Regions from separate parts of the Mus musculus genome. Here region 1 is linked to region 2. A link is a loop called in an ENCODE intact Hi-C map of the cell type or tissue named here. Cell type or tissue: left cerebral cortex. All regions are shown on one strand.

Region 1 (8,000 bases), 63 kb before region 2:
CCGCCCCAGACTTAAAACATCACACTCTGGGCATGCAGTCTGCAATCAGGCTTCTGTGTGTTTCTAATACTCATGCTTCCAGAATCACACTTAGAGAGAACCAAAGCTGAAATCGGATGGCAAGGAGAACAAAGTCTTCATTTTCCTCTAACTTTTGTCAGGTTACAGCAAACAGGTTACTGAAGTTCCCCTGATCATACTTTCTTAACATTAAAGCAGAAATATTTCCACCCCCCCCCAACCCCCACCCCGTTCCCAGACAGCACCCTAACACTTCACGGCAAGCATCACAAGGAAAGTACTGCATCAACACAAGCCATGCCTCCCCACATGCTGTGGAGGACAGGGAAGAGGATCCAGCTCTGGGACAGAACACCTGCCAGCACGCTCGGGAACCTCTTGCCTCAACACCAAGCACCACTCCACAGCATGCCACACAAGGACACTCTGCATTGTGGTGGCTCAACGGGTCACAACTTTCAAGCACAACTTCCCGCAACCAAACCAAGCACACACTTTCTGTATAAGCCAGGCAAGTCCTAAGAGAACACATAACAACTGCAGACATACAAGCCCATACCTGGAAATCATGAATGAGGTGATGAACAGCTTCAGAATCCAACAGGTTCACTTGTTCGAATTTTGGTCTTGCTCTTCGAAAGCCACAGCCAACGGTGTGCCAGTTGCTCTGCTGAAACTCTTTGTAAACTGCTCTGCCAAGAAGCCCAGTGGCACCAGTAATGAGAACCCGCCGGCTAGGGATGTTCACTTCCTCCTAGAAGAATAAAGGGGTTAAAGCCATAATTCTCTTAAAGGCATTATTGTGTACCACATACCTGAAATGTTAACTATTTTTTTAAATTAATTCCACTACCTAAAAGTCAGTTTTAAAGTTAGATTAATCAATCCACCTGCATCAACAACTGCAAGACTTAATGAGTTTGTGTTTATTTTATTTGCTCTGTCTGAGTGTTTTTGCTCTGTATGCATATGTGTGTACTACCTGCATTGCCTGGGGAGATCAGAAGACGGTATAAAATCATCTGGAACTGGAGTTACAGTGAGCCTGGGTCCTCTGCAAATCCACACAGAACTCTTAACCACAGCCATCTTTCCAGTCCCCACTGACAATCAGCCTCCTCGAGACAAGGAAGACTTGTTTATGAGCACACCGTTTTTGTAGAAGACAAACATTGGATGGCTTACAATTATCCATTACTGCAGATCTGATTGCCCTCTTCTGGTCATACGTGTGTGTGTGTGTGTGTGTGTGTGTGTGTGTGTGAGAGAGAGAGGGGGGGGGAGGGAGGGAGGGAGAGGGAGAGAGGGAGAGAGGGAGAGAGAGAGAGAGAGAGAGAGAGAGAGAGAATGAATGGGTAGAAGAGATGGCAGACCTGGGTTTGATTCCCAGCATTCAAATGGCAGCTAACATCTGTCCTTAGCTCCCGTTTCAGAGGATCTGATGCCCTCTTCTGGCTTCTGTGGGTACCAGGCGTGCACATGGTTATGGTACACATACATACACTCATGTACATAAAGTAAGTTTACTTTTTTTAGATGAGTAAGAATAAAGTTTTAGTAATCAAGAAAAAGAACCTGAGATCACTAACAACTTCCCCATTTGATTTAGATTTCATATTAACAATGGAAGTTACTTTCTTTATGATGGATGAAGTGATCATATCACCCCATAATTAGTCAACAGGCGTTTCACATCTTCTAAGATATTCTGAAAATGCACAAGGCTCAGATGAGTCACATTTTGACAGGACTGAAAATCGGTCAGGGCTGGAGAAATGGCTCAGCTGCTAAGAGCACTGACTACTCTTCCAAAGGTCCTGAGTTCAATTCCCAGCAAACACATGGTGGCTCACAACCATCTGTAATGGGTTCTGACACCCTCTTCTGGTTTGTCTGAAGTCAGCTATAATTGTACTCATACATAAAATAAATAAATAAATCTTTAAAAAAAAGAAAATTGGTCGACATTTCATAGGAGTTTATTTGGAATAAAGTCAACTAATATGTCCCTCGGTCAGCACTAAATTTACTTACACAAAATACTTATGACTAACAGATACAGATAGAAAAAAAAACTGAAAAAACATTTGTGTTCACAGTAAAAATTTAAAATTACTGCTTAAAGAATATTTTGATTTTTGTATACTCAAGGCAAAGTTCCAAAAATTGAGTAACACTTTCCTGCCAAATTCTTAAGTAAAGCCAACTTTTCCTTTTTAAAAATAATGTTTTCAGCCAGCAGAGAGTCACACACCTGTAGCCAAAGCATGAGCTCTGGGGCTCAAACTTTCATTAGATTTTATCACAAGGTCCTATTTCTGTTAAAGTCACATAATTCTGAGTTGGAAAAAAAAAGTGTGCACACACACATATATACAGGCAATATCCAAAGACATTTTCGGGTAAATGATTTAGTAAACATACATACTTTAATTAAGGACCCCCAAATCAGCTGTTTCTAGCATTTAACAAAAGCTGAAATCCAAAGGGCAGGGATGGGGGAGGGCAGCATAGAAAAAAAAATCTATTAAGGATTTTAATTCAATGAATTTCAAAACATTTTTAAAAAAACATTAATGAGACTTCATGTGGTGTCCTTTATAACACTTGGCTCTAAGCCAGGCAATTTATGAAAATGAAGACTTGATCCGGCAAAATGTTTTCTTCGAACTTTGGCAAGAAAATAACTCTCCAAAGGCTTAACTCTAAACCAGGTGCAGTGATGACCTCAGTGAACAGGAGGGTGCCAGCAGCCTGAGCATAGCCTGCTCTACGGAGGGGATTCCAGGCCAGTGCGGCCCACTAGGCAAGACCCTGTCTCAAAAACTATACTTGTACACGTACACACACACACACACACACACACACCACACACACAGCTGAAATAAACGGGGTCAAAGCATGCTAAGTCTAGTATAGATTCACAACACTGTACATGTAACAAATACCATGAAGAGGTCTGGGAAAACACCATAAAGGAAAACAGATGGGGCTGGAGAGCGTGGTTTGAGTCCCAACACCTACACGGCAGGTATCAACAATATGTGTGACTCCAGTTCCTTGGGGAGCCAACATCCTCTGTGGACCTCAAAGGGTACTGCATGCATGTGGTGAACAAACATACAGGCCAAACACCCACACACATAACATTTAAAAACCTAAAAAAAAAAAAAAAAAAAAAAAAGTTGCTCTTGCAGAGGACTGGCATTGGGTCCTCAGAGTCCATCCTGGGCAGCTCACACCTCCCTGTAACTCCAGCTCTACTGGAATGGACACCTTCTATTGGCCCTAGTAGGTATCAGACACATGGTACACGGCTATACACTTAGCAATCATGCATAATTGAAAAAAAAAATCATCTGATGCAGGAGGGTCTCAATGAATTCAAGACCAGCCCTGATCTGTCTGGGAAAACAAATACAAAACAACCAGAAAGTTTCACATTCACTTTCAACACTTTCAAGTTTTCACATTCACTCTCTACCTCTCTAACATCCTTGGACACCCTTGGGATTTAAGAAACAAGATATCTAGATTGCTTAATAGGAATGGAATTCAGAGGGGAACAGCTCAACTCCCTGTACGTACACACAGGCAGTGTTCTTAACAGGAATTGGTATCAGGCTGCCTCACTAACATTAACTATGCCAAGTCTCAGCTGGCAACAAGAGTGAATGTCAGTTGCACAGGTTGAGAGAGCAACACCAGCATGCAGATTCCAGCTGTCTGCACCTTCTGCCTGTTATCTGCTTTTATGAAACAGGGTCTCACTATGTAACCTTGGCTTGCCTGATAATCATTCCTGCCTCAGCTTTTAGAGTGATGGGACTGAAGTATAAGCCGCCACGCTCAGCTACTGTACCATTTTTTTTTTTAATGAAAAAGGTTGCTGGGTGTGGTGGCATCATCAATCCCAGCCCACTGGAGGTGGAGCCACGCAGATCTCCGGGGATTTGAGGACAGCCATGAATACACAGTGAGACTGTTTAAAACAAACAAACAAATGCAACAACAGAAAGAAAAAACAAACAAACAAACAAAAAACCACCCTAAAAAGCAATCACATCTCCTCACCACTACAAACTTCCTGAGTACTGAGATTACAGACATGAGTTAGCACACTCAGTTTACCACTCTCTACTTTTCTTTTACTGAACTGGGGAAATGCATTAAGCCTACACGAATACATGCTCATACGCACACACCTTTGGTCACATGCCGTCACCAGTCTGGAACTGCAAATACATTCGAACTTTGGCTAAGGCCCAGCCATTTGGAGATAATATTGAATGTGCATCACGCAAATGTAAAAATTTCCCATTATCAACTGGTTGTGGTGGCTCAGATCTTCAATCCCAGCACTCCTCGAGGCAGAAGCATCTGAGTCCAAGGCCAGCCTGGACAACACATACTGAGTTCTAGTTTGGGTTTCTATTGCTGTGTGAAAACATCAAAGCATTGTTTGGCAGGAGGTACTTAGCTTACCATTTCCACATCACTGTTCGCCCCTGAAGGAAGTTAGGACAAGACCCTGGAGGCAGGAGCTCACACAGGCCTTGTGAAAACTGCTTAATTCCTCAGCCAGCTTTCCTAAACAACTCAGGACTATAACAGCCCAGGGGCTCCGTCCTCCCAAGTCAATCGCCAATTAAGAAAAGGCGCTACAGGTTCACCTAATAATAGCCTAATCTTATGGCGGTATACTCTTAACAAGAATCCCTCATCTCAATAGGGACTCCCTTATCTCTAGTAACTCTAGCAAGCACAGGACCCTCCCCCAAATTAAAAGTTTGCATTAAAAAAAAAAAAAAAACTGGCCACATCCTAGGCGTTTTTATATCAGCAAGACACATTAGTTCATCGACTGTGCTGGATACATTCTGTAGGTCAGTAAGTACTTAACGGGCTTGAAACACGGGACCGTGGACCAGACTTGGAAACATGCTGGGGGAAGTTTACCAGACATGCAATTTCTTTCAGCAGTCTTCCACCACGCAAAATACAGCGGTTCAGAAAACGTAGAAGCTAAAAGCCCAACACTGGAATTCCTGCTCAAACCTTCCTGAATAAACTCGAGGCGGTGCCCGTCTGCCTACCAGGGAGCCTGAGCGTTCACAGCACCGCACAGTCGGAAATCCTGACAGCCTTAAAAGTGCCTCAAGGAACCCGCCCCGTGCAAACTATGAATTCACCAAGTTGACCCCGCCGACACCGCCATTTATGGAAAGTCACTCTCCCCCTGTCCTTAAAGATCCAGGAACACAAAACAAAGATGATGACTACTGAAACGGGAGCCAGCCCGCGGGAGGCGGCGGGAGGCACCGGGAGTCTCCACCTCCGCGCTCCCCGGGCTGCAGCGGGCGTGAGCGCAGCCCTACAGGGAGAGAGGTAAACAAACTCAAAGGCGCCACCCCGGCTCCATGCCCCGAAGCTCACCTCCACCAGCTGGCAGCAGCCGGGGACGAAGTGGATGGAGAGCTCCTTCTCCCGGCCCACCATGCCCGCAGTCTTTGCGCCGCTTCAGTCGCGACCGCAAGCTCCACTAGCGCAGCACTGCCAGGGGCCGCAGCGCCCGCGCCCTTGGCCCTCCTCCCCTAGGCCCAGGCCGACCCCGGCTGCCGCTTCCGGCTTCCGCCGCCCTGGCCGCGCCTGTTGATTGGCCGCCTCTCGCCACGCGTTCAAAAAGGGGCGGAACCTCAAGGGACGCTGTCAGCCCATGTGCCAGTTCTTAAGGAGATAGAGCGTTAGAACGCAGGCACTGGTGCCAAGCGATGGATGCAGGCTTCCTTGGGTTTAAGAGTGTTGGCTTTTTTGTTTGTTTTTTTAAAATCTCTCCTACTTATTCCTTCTTAGTGAAGGGTAAGGAATCGATTCGCCTAGGTTTGCAGACTGCGAAATGCCTAGGAGTCAACCAAGCATGTATTATAGAAAATAGACTAAAACATCTGTAAAGTTAGGAGGCAAGAAGGTAAGGGTTGTCCCGTGAACACAGAGCTAAGGCTGGACTGAGTTGGTTTTAGGCAGTCCGAACCTCAGGCTGGCCTTGGGCTCAGAGAAAGACCTGCAATTTCTGATCCTCTCTAGTTTCCTTGTCCAAAGGCATCAAAGGGTTACAGGAGTGAACAACCAACCTAGGCAAGGTGCGGTTCGTCCTTTAAGGCAAGAAGAAAGAATAAAAATAGGACTGTGCTCAGAGTCATTAACATCCCTGAAAGCTATGTTTTTCTGGAATGCTAAAAAAAAAATGCTGTGAAGTTTGAAAACTGTTTATTTTTAGCTAATTAAAAATAAAAAGGTGTGGGAGAGAATGTTACTTTCTAAAAGGCAGGTTCTTCGTATTTCCCCCCCCGCAGAACCACAGGAGAAACTCAACTGTGCTAACAAGCCCAGTCAACTTTTAAGTAGATTTAACAGGCGTCCTGGCTGCCCTTTGGAGGCTTCACTTAGGGGACGACGACGCCCGGGGCTGCTGGAGCCAAGCCAAGGAGGAGCTGCTAAGACTTAAAATGAGGGAGCCAAGGAAGGGCGGAATGCCAGGCGCTCCTTCCAGCCCTGTGTGGTTGTTCAAAAGTTAATCAGAAACAACAGCTCGCAGGGTCTGACTCAGCTCTCAACTGTAACCTGCAGGTTACAAGCTCCGAAGCACAGCAACAGGCAAGCCAGTGAAATTTACCCTGAAAAAAAGCCCGGGCACACTTTTTCTCCGCCCACTCTCTACCCAACAATCTATTCCCATCCAGACACCCACGATAAGGGATTTCAAAACTCGCCCCAAAACGTGACCACTGCCTGAATTACCCCCAAAGGCCTCATTTTCAGAATCCTTTTGGTTTATTTTTAGACTAAGGATTAAGCTGCCCCTTGGGAAAAGTTTTCCTCAGTCAGGTGATAGTTTTTCTCCCACCCCCCCACCCCACCCCCCCCCACTAAAGAATTTATTCCCTCACTCTTTGGAAGAGCAAACAAAGGCAGCCTAAGGCTCCCTACTTTTCGAATTTTTTTTTTATAATCCGGGTCTTATGGTTATTAAAAGGGCTAGCTATCCCAACACTAAATTATAATAATAATTAGAAGTCCGAGGGAGGGACAAATCCAAGATCCCTCATCCTAATTAAAAGTGAGAATATTTCAAGTTTCTGGTTGATGTGTGTGTAGTTTGCTTCCTAGAGGGGATCATAAAATGTACTCAATAGGAAGACTCAAAATTTTCCACAATTAGTGTGATTCTCAGAGCAACCTTGTGAAGAGAGTGAGAAAATGTTTGCTTGCCTATATATAAGAGTACGGTTTGACACAAGTCAGGCAAAAGTTGGGTATAGCTTATTTAATAAGAAAAGGCTCTGTTTACAGCCAATGTCTGACTTCCGATGGGGGTTGGGGAGTCACGTCTCAAAGAGTGCAAACTGGAACTGAAAGTCCCATTAGCAGATTCAAGCTCCACAAGACAAAAGACAAAAGACAAAAAACCTGGGCATGCACCACGGGTTAAATCTTGCACTACACAGAGCCTTCACTACAGTTGCACTCAATGTGGAGAATGAAATTATCGTTCTGCTTCACGTCTTATTTATTAAACTGGGCTTGATTTCCTGGGTCAGAAACCCTAGATAGTTTATTCTGTGTACCAAGCTTACGTTTCTTAAGGAAATAAATGGTACCGGCTAGCATTTTATTTACACCCTTTCTGCTCGTAGCAGCGGTTTGGAATCGATTTTAGCGCATCGCCGAGCCGCCACCGAGTCTTGAATTGCTAGCTCTTACCTGTTCCATGGCCTCCGGCATTTCAGGCATGATTCCAGAACTATTTTGGGGAAACGCAGCGAGAGGGATCTGGGCGTCTGGCTCCTCTGGCCCGGTCTTTGTTCGCTCCGCCCGCACGGAGCACACGGACGCCAAAAACGTGAGGCGCAGCTCCGCTTGACCTTTTAAATTAGCATTTCCATTCCAACCCTGGAATCTCGTGCAGCTTTCCACAGTGC
Region 2 (8,000 bases):
CCTGCTACATAGGCAAACAACACAGACCCAACTTAACAGAAATCTGCCTACAAACTGCGAGCTGCTAAAGGTGAACTGGTGATATCTCAGACGCATGATCATGTATTTCCTGCGGGGGGTGGTGAGGTATGTGCATATGTGAGAGAACTTGGGAGTTCTTCGTTCTCTCCTTCCATCATGTGGGTCCTGAAGAATGAAGTCAGGTTGTCAGGCTTCCCTTCTAAACCATCTTCCCTGACTTCCCAGCAACATTTACCCCTGGTGTTTGGTTGTTTTGAGTGTTTTTGAGACAAGGTCTCTAGCTGTCTTGGAACTCACTGTGTAGACCAGCCTGGCTTTGAACTCAGAGATCTACCTGTCTCTGCCTCTCTAGTGCTGGGATTAAAGGCATGTGCTGCCATGCATTAAGGAAAAAATTGTTTTTAATCATAAAAAGATAAATCTTTGCTATGATTAAGAAATTTAGATGTCAAAAATGTGTATGTATCAGAGACCAATTTTATATTTTCATGCATATAATTACTTTGTATTAGTCCAAATGCTATAGAGGTAAAATACTAGCTATAGAATTAAGACACTCTGGCAGTTTCCAGAAACCTAACATGGGCATGCCCTATATTACTTTGTAAGTCCATCACCCAGGTTTGTACTTCATTTTCATAGTCGATGGGCAGATTAAAATTTGTTCATATATGGGTCACATTGCTTGTTGTTCTGCATGGGCTTATGCAACTTTAAATAAGCTACAGTGGGGTGGTACGTAATTTAAAGAAGTGCTATTTCAGTAACTACTTTTAAAATTCGAGTTTAAAGTATTCTCTTTGCTACTACGCTAATCTTTTGATGAAAAGTATTAGCGTATATCTAGGGGTTTGATATGTCTTTTCTCTTAAAACTGCTACGCACTGTACACAGTGAATGCCTTCCAGTATTCTCTATCTAGACCAGTCAACAATTCACTTTTCCTTTATGTTTTCATCCCATATTCTTTATATTGAAGATAGTATTTCAATTCTTCAGTTGTAGCAGAAAATGATCATACTGGAAAATTTTCTGTATACAGAGAATAACAACCAGATTTATCAACTAACAAATGGTCTCAGGAATCGTTGGGAGGTGAGTTATTCTATAATAACTGTGCTTCAGTTGCCGTGCAGTGCGTCCAGACACAATCCATTTCAACTTCTGACCGTTAGGTTTGGAGCACTTGTTTGATGAATATTCAGTTAAACACTTGGAAACAAGCTCTTGCCAGAAGGTCAAATCTCGGCCACTTATCTGTACATAAATTAAAAAAAAAAGCCCCACTGTATTTATAGTAATATATTCTCATTAATATCCACATCATCCAAAGGGAACTAAGGGAGAACCATGTAAGCTTCAGATCAATACACAGCGTCTTGTTCTACTTTAGCACGTACAGTGGATACATTTCTCTTGTAGCTTGCTAATAGGACCAGTGCTATAACCTTGGCATACCTTGGAATGTTTCTGAATACATTCTACTCCTTCTGTTAACTCTACGTATTTCAGTGCTTGGATCTCCAACGCAAGGATAGATAGCGCCAGCACAGAAGGCTGAAAAGGATAAATATAAAGTAAATGTCAATGACAAAAATAGGTTTCTGTAATTAGGATTAATCATATAAAATATGTACCTTTGCCTTAGAAAATATGATCCTGCAGTGGCAGGCCTTAAGTTGGGCTTCTAGTCTTTCAAAATTCAGATCGTTTCTCCTTTAAAAAGAAAATGGGATTGATTTTATGTGGACATATCTAGTTGGCAGTTTTAAAAATGTATTGAAGGTAGTTTTTAAAATAAAACTCATACACACTATATAAAAATTATTTTAAGAAAAGGAAATTCTCTCCTATCAGTGTCAGGAACGTCTTAAACGAGTTTTAAATGATTCTGGTCAAAAACCATTTAGTGAACAGTAGTATACCACAAATACCATGATTTTATTTCAATAAAAATTCTGCATCTTTTGAATGTATTTCGATAATTTATGTTAAATGTTTATTTCCTAGGTTCTGTAGAGTAGAAACGTGCCACTTATCTGTACATAAATTAAAAAACAAAAGCCCCACTGCATTTATAGTAATATATTCTCATTAATATGTTTCTTAAGAAGGAACTTTCACTAAATGACTGGCAGGCATCTTTTCACTTCTGTTAGGCAGCAAAGTACAAGGGACCATAGGTCCTTATTTTGATCCGAATTCTATGATGAAAATCCCGATTTTATGAAACCTTCAGACAGTATCCCTTTGATTTCCAAGCTTTTTTTTTTTTTTTTGTTCGAAACAAATTTCACATACCTCTCAAATGGCAAGGTGTCGTGAACGAGTGAATAATAGAGCTGCAGAAATTGAAAGGCAGTAGTAGCTTTGACTTTCCAACACACTTTCTCCAACACAATCTTCTCCATTCTCATCAGGTCTGAAACCGTGAACCTATACTGACTTATTCGGATCAAATCAGTCGCCAGTGGGACATTCCTTTCCTCTTCAGTCGCTTTCACAGCCAAATAAAAGCAGCTCAGTCCAACACACCCAAGATGCTTCGCCTGTACCTACAAACACACCAGTGTCTTTACAGTGCTTCAGTAGGACACAGAGGGAACCTAGGACGACTCAGACCGTCATTATGAAAAGTATATCAAGACAAATCGCTACAACAGATTTGACAGGAGCCTGACAGTCTTCTGTACCCTACTTGAAACCAGTGGCTTTGGGTGGATAGGGAAGATAGTTGCTGTCTTAAGAGTTAAGCTTTGAAAGCCATATGAATATTTTGTCAGTTACTGGGAAATAACTCCGTAAACCCTTCCTTTTCTATTGCATGCAACCTGGAGCTGGAAATGCCAGATGGCTAAGGGAATTAGAATTTTTATATATGGGTAGTAATTAAGAAATACACCCTAATTCCTAATCCACAACCTAACATTCAGACTTTAACGGAGATTTAACTTTAAATCTATGATGTGAATAGATGAGTGGAAATATCCAGTCTATCAAGAAAGGTTTTGATTGGGGCTAGTGTGGTGGCTCAGTGGGAAAGGCGGCTGATGACCTGGGTTCAATCCCCAGGATCCGTATTCCTGCAGTGGTCCTCATCTCTACATAATATTGCAGCATGGGTGTGTCCATATGCACACAAACACACACAAACATACAAATATATGTAAGACAGTTTTTAAGAAATTTCTATGTTTTTGTTTTTTGTTTTTTGTTTTAATTTTTATCTTTTGAAATGGTCTCACTGTGTATCCTTGACTGTCCTGGAAGTCACTATGTCTACCTGGCTGGCCTCGAACTCACAGAAACCTGCCTGTCTTTGCCATCCGAGTGCTAGGATTAAAGGCATTTCACCAGGCCCTTAATTTTATTTTGATTATTCCTCTGTGTAAGGGAGAGTTAGCTAGGAGGGCGTGTGTCTGCCCTAGTGTATGTGTGAAGGTCAGAGGACAGATTTGGGGACTTGGTTCATTCTCTTCACTTAAGTGTTCCAGGGACAGCACTCAGACTTGACTCTCTGAGGCCTGTGTAACAAGTACTCTCTGTGTTCAGCTACTTTGCTGGCTCAAGACAGTTTGTTACATAGAGCCAGCTTTCCCGCTACTGGAGTACTACAATTAATGGCTTGATGTTAAATTACTTTCTACTTCAGTATACAACTAATAAGTGATGTTTTACAAGTCTTCATTATGGAAAGGAAGCATTGCCACATTTGAAAGTGGTTTTTGTATACCAGCCCTAATCCAGAAATTTGATGGCTTTTTTTCCTTTTTATTAATTTGATGTGTGTGTGAGTGTGTTTGGTACATTTGTGCATGTGCCAGAGGAGGCTAGAAGAGGGCCTCAGATTTCAACTGCCCACCTAGCTGTTGGAACTTAATTTAGATTTTCTGGAAGACCAACATGCACTCCTAGCTACTGAGCCATTTCTCCAGCCCTCTGCAATTTGATCTCTTAAACACATGGAGCGAAATTAAGAGCTGAGATATTGTAACATAAACATACCTTCATTTTAGACAAGAATCTGTCCAGTAAATTCACAGCTAGGGAAAATGTCTCCGTGTCAAAGCCAAAGAACTGAGTTAGACTAAGTAGATCTTTTACTTCAAAGTCCCGTAATCTTGCAGTCATTCTGAGGCCATTATCATGGGCCGACTCAATTAGTTTCAAGCCGCAGACCTTTGGCTGACATCTAGACTCCTGTTCCAACAGGGTGTTCAGCTGGTGTAGCAGTTTCTGAGAGTCAGTTGTCAGTACTTCTATCATCTATAAATAGAACAAACCCAGAAAAGAGCATAAGAACCCTGCCTGGCTATCTCTGCATTGTGGCAAAAAGTGCTTTATAGTGCATGCCCCCTCCACCCCCCACCCCATTTCCATTACGTCTAAGACGAAGACACTGCAAAGCCAAGGTCTGTAAGTATTTTTACCTTCTCCCAGTAGGTCACATTCCTAAATTGTGAGTTTGTATAGGACATAAACTATGGCTTAAAAATTTTTTTTCTCTACTTAAGCAAAGACTTCTTCATTGTCAGTACATGCCACAAATAGATACTGCCCCACATGATACACCCAAACTAAAAGTCAAATGATAGTACATACTCTGCCATATATGTTAACAACGTGAACCTTAGTTCCTTACCTATGAAGTAGAAATACGATTATTACCTACAATCTCATAGCTCATAGATTGGGTAGCTTAAAAGGAGTCACACAAACCGCTTAGCACACAGGTGCCCATTTATTTCCAGGTAATGAGCTTATTTTTACACCTGTGAAATGAGGGTGACAACATCTGTTTCTTGGAGTGGCTGTGAATAACACACGATATGACTCAGTGTGGCACGGTGCTTAGCACTCAGTGCTCCGAATAGTCTAACGCCATTTAAAAACCAAAAGAAAAAGTTAGGTGAAGCTGGGGAGTTGCATTGGTGGAAGTATGCATTACACTTCCTCTGAGTCCTGGGCACAACCTAAGCCCTGGATACAGAGGACGATTCTTCCCTGGGCAGTTTAAAGATGTGACAGGAAGGTCGTCTTGGTGAGGAACCACTAACTCAGTTCAGGGGTGCAGGTTGGGACTGGGAGGCATGACATAGGAATACCGCTCCCGCTGCGCCTCTCTCTAGGCGCAGACTAGCCCGGGCTTGCGTTCCGGAGTGCAGGGTTCTGAGATCCACCCCATAGTCCCCTCTCACCTTGACAGCCACGTCTTCACCACGGTGACCACCCACCCCGGGCCTGCTCTCAGCTCGCCCCACGTCCCCGATCCGACAGGCCTACTAAGGGGACGGACTAGGGAGTGGGGGTCAAGTGAGCAGAGGCCCGGGGAGGGGCCGGCGTCCCGGTGGAGGGTCCCTCAGCGCCCTGACCAAGTACTGCCTTCCTCGGGGTCAGCGCGCAGCGAAGGACTGCGCCGGGCAGTGGGGGAACAAGCTGGAGACCTGGCTCTCTAGCTGGGACGCATCTACGTCGCTGATTGGTGTGGTTCTTTTGATGGATGGTCTCTGAGGAAGCTCGGCCAATCAGCGCACACTTCCCGTTGTCCAGACTTCAATTCTCCTCCCCTTTCGAGCCACGCCCGACTCTCGCAGCCTCTCTCATTGGAGCATTTCCGAACTGTCCTTCCTTAAGCTGCGGAACTGAGTGTTCAGTGCCAAGGCTTGCCCGGGCAGGTCTGGCCTCTATTAGCCAGATTGGTCTGGGTAGCGGACCAGAATGTACTGTGAGGGTTTTTGTTTTGCATTGTTTTGGTTTTTGCTTTTTTCCTTTTGTTGTTGTTCACTGCAGCTCAGTCCCCTCTTTCTAAAAACACAATGGCAAGTTAAAAAAAAAAAATGCTTTCGTTCTCTTTACAGATAATGAGATGGTAGGCTTCTCTATAGTGTTCTCTATAGGCTTCTCTAGAGTGTTCTCTCTGAGTTTTAGGAATCAGTTCATCGTTATCTTATTTTGTTTCTTGCAAAACTTCTCAGATGTTACAATGATGTCAGAGTATGTAGTTTCTTGGTCCTCTGCTAATTTTCTGAATTTGTTCTTGTAGCACCCTCATACTATCATCAGTGACTTAAAATGCCATATGTCTGGCAGAAAACAGCAAAGAACAGTGCCTGGAAAACCCCATCTGCAGTGAGCCGAATCTCAGGCTTCAGAATAGGGTGTGAAGGAACATTATTCTTACAAAATTAATCTCTATAAGCCTCTTCTCTACCAGGTTAACGGAAAAATAATTATCCTGAACTCTTGCTGGACTCCTTTCGGGGGTAGCGGGGAAGGGCATGTCCTCAGGAGCAATGCACAGAGAGTAGGTTCTCAGCTCGCATGGCTGCAGTGGGGGTGAGGGTGAGGAGTTGGGGTGGTGACGGTGGTGTTCAGGATTTTGTCCATTCCAGTACATCTCATGAAAATAAGAAAGAGCCAAGCCGGCTGGCCGTCCATAACGGTCATTAACTAGATACAAGTGATGTTTTATTTGAGACAGGGTCTTTATGTAGTCCAAGCTGTCCTGGAACTCCTTAGCTATGTAAACTAGGCTGGTCTTGAACTTAGAGATCCACCTGCCTCTGACTCTCCTAGTGCTGGGATTAAAAACATGCACCATCATGCCTGGCCTTTTCTCTTTAATTAAAAAAAAAGTTTTAGATTTTAAAATTATATCTGGGGGTGTTGGTGAAGTGGGGAATGTATGGCACAGGAATGTGGCTACCCTCAGAGACCAGAGATGTTGGATCTGGCATTTCAGGCAGTTAGCTGTGAGTTGACCAAGGAACAGTATTCATTTGGATCCCTGGTTCTGTAAATCTACAAAACCAGTAATTTATAAGTGCTCTGTGGTGGTGTGAATAAAAATAGCCCCCATAAGTTCATAGAGAGTGGCACTATTAGAAGGTGTGGCTTTGTCGGAGAAAGTGCTTCAGTAGCAATTGGCTTTGAGATCTCTGAAGCTCAAAATCAGACCTACTGGCTCATTTGCTCTTCCTGCTGCCTGTGAATCCAGAGGCAGAGCTCTCAGCTCCTTCTCCAGAACCATGTCTGCCTGCCACGCTTCCTGCCATGACAATAATGGACTAAACCTCTGAAACTGTAAGCCAGCCCCAGTGAAATGTTTTCCTTTATAACAGCTGCTGTGATGATTGTGTCTGTTCACAGCAATAAAATCCCAACTTAAGACATGCTCTAGTGAGCCATCTCTCTCCTCCCATTTTTTTTTTTTTTTCAATTTGGGTTTCTATCTTGGCTGCTCAAAAATAGGCAGGAGAAATGTCTTAATCCTATATAAGTGGGAAGATTAAGTGCTGGGAAGCATGTGGTAAATGGTAGCCTTTTATGATTAACTGTGTTCTTAAGTGCTTTATGTAAATAGTTGGTTCTGTTTATTCTTTTATCGGTTTTCTTAACTTTGAAGGAAGCTTAAAGAGTGTTAATGCTAATAAGAATTTTCAAATGACTTTTGTTACCTTCTACGTCTTATGTTTAAAATTCCTGTTGAGAATTTGTTGGCAGTACATTATGTGTTAAAAAATATTTTCTCTTAGGATCCTGTGTTTTCTTTTTTAATTCTCAATTCTTTATATGAAAATTATTTTACTGACACGTTTAAGAAACAAATATAATAGGCAGTCTTTGCTTATTTCTCCTTTTCTATTTCAATTAAAATACACTTTACTTTCATTTTTAATTATTTATATATTTGTGTGTATGTATGGGTGTTTGTGCAATGCCCTAGGAAATGGGGAGGAGAATGTTAGAGCTCTGCAGTTGCAACCCGGGTGCTCTAAACTTTGGAGCTGTCTTTCTGGCCTCTGCTGTCGCGTGTGTGTGTGTGTGTGTGTGTGTGTTCTGGTCTTATGAACACAGTCACAAATACTGTAACTTTCTGACTGCAATGGACATGTCATGTCCAGAAGATAGCGTTTGATGGCACCATGCCCCTTCAGCTCTGAAAGCCTTTCCATCCTCTCCTAGTATTCCTAGGCCTT

What was found. Hi-C counts contacts between places; a loop is a spot of excess contacts. Peaks named below come from ENCODE experiments on the same cell type or tissue, not always from the same donor. Only the 100,000 strongest peaks of a DNase experiment are listed, where the experiment ranks them.
Region 1: it touches region 2 in a loop (5-fold over the local background); 19 of 42 quality-filtered maps call a loop at or near these places.

Annotation. Positions count from the first base shown.
Region 1 is chr11:40,687,021-40,695,020 of GRCm38, forward strand. It overlaps Mat2b (methionine adenosyltransferase II, beta), which reads right to left and starts at 5,662. Exons shown (of 7, transcript NM_134017.2): 1 at 5,458-5,662; 2 at 581-775. The coding sequence starts at 5,520. In left cerebral cortex, CTCF peaks have their summits at 1,473 (motif pointing left) and 3,098; DNase peaks (open chromatin) are centred at 3,069, 3,794, 4,356, 5,693 and 3 more places; H3K4me3 peaks cover 4,749 bases; H3K27ac peaks cover 2,958 bases.
Region 2 is chr11:40,749,782-40,757,781 of GRCm38, forward strand. Ccng1 (cyclin G1) reads right to left here and starts at 5,505. Exons shown (of 6, transcript NM_009831.2): 1 at 5,220-5,505; 2 at 4,027-4,287; 3 at 2,323-2,576; 4 at 1,659-1,737; 5 at 1,480-1,578; 6 at 1-1,278. The coding sequence starts at 4,287. The coding sequence ends at 1,087. In left cerebral cortex, no CTCF peak of the experiment used is centred here; DNase peaks (open chromatin) are centred at 2,630, 4,177, 4,915, 5,562 and 2 more places; H3K4me3 peaks cover 2,530 bases; H3K27ac peaks cover 1,749 bases.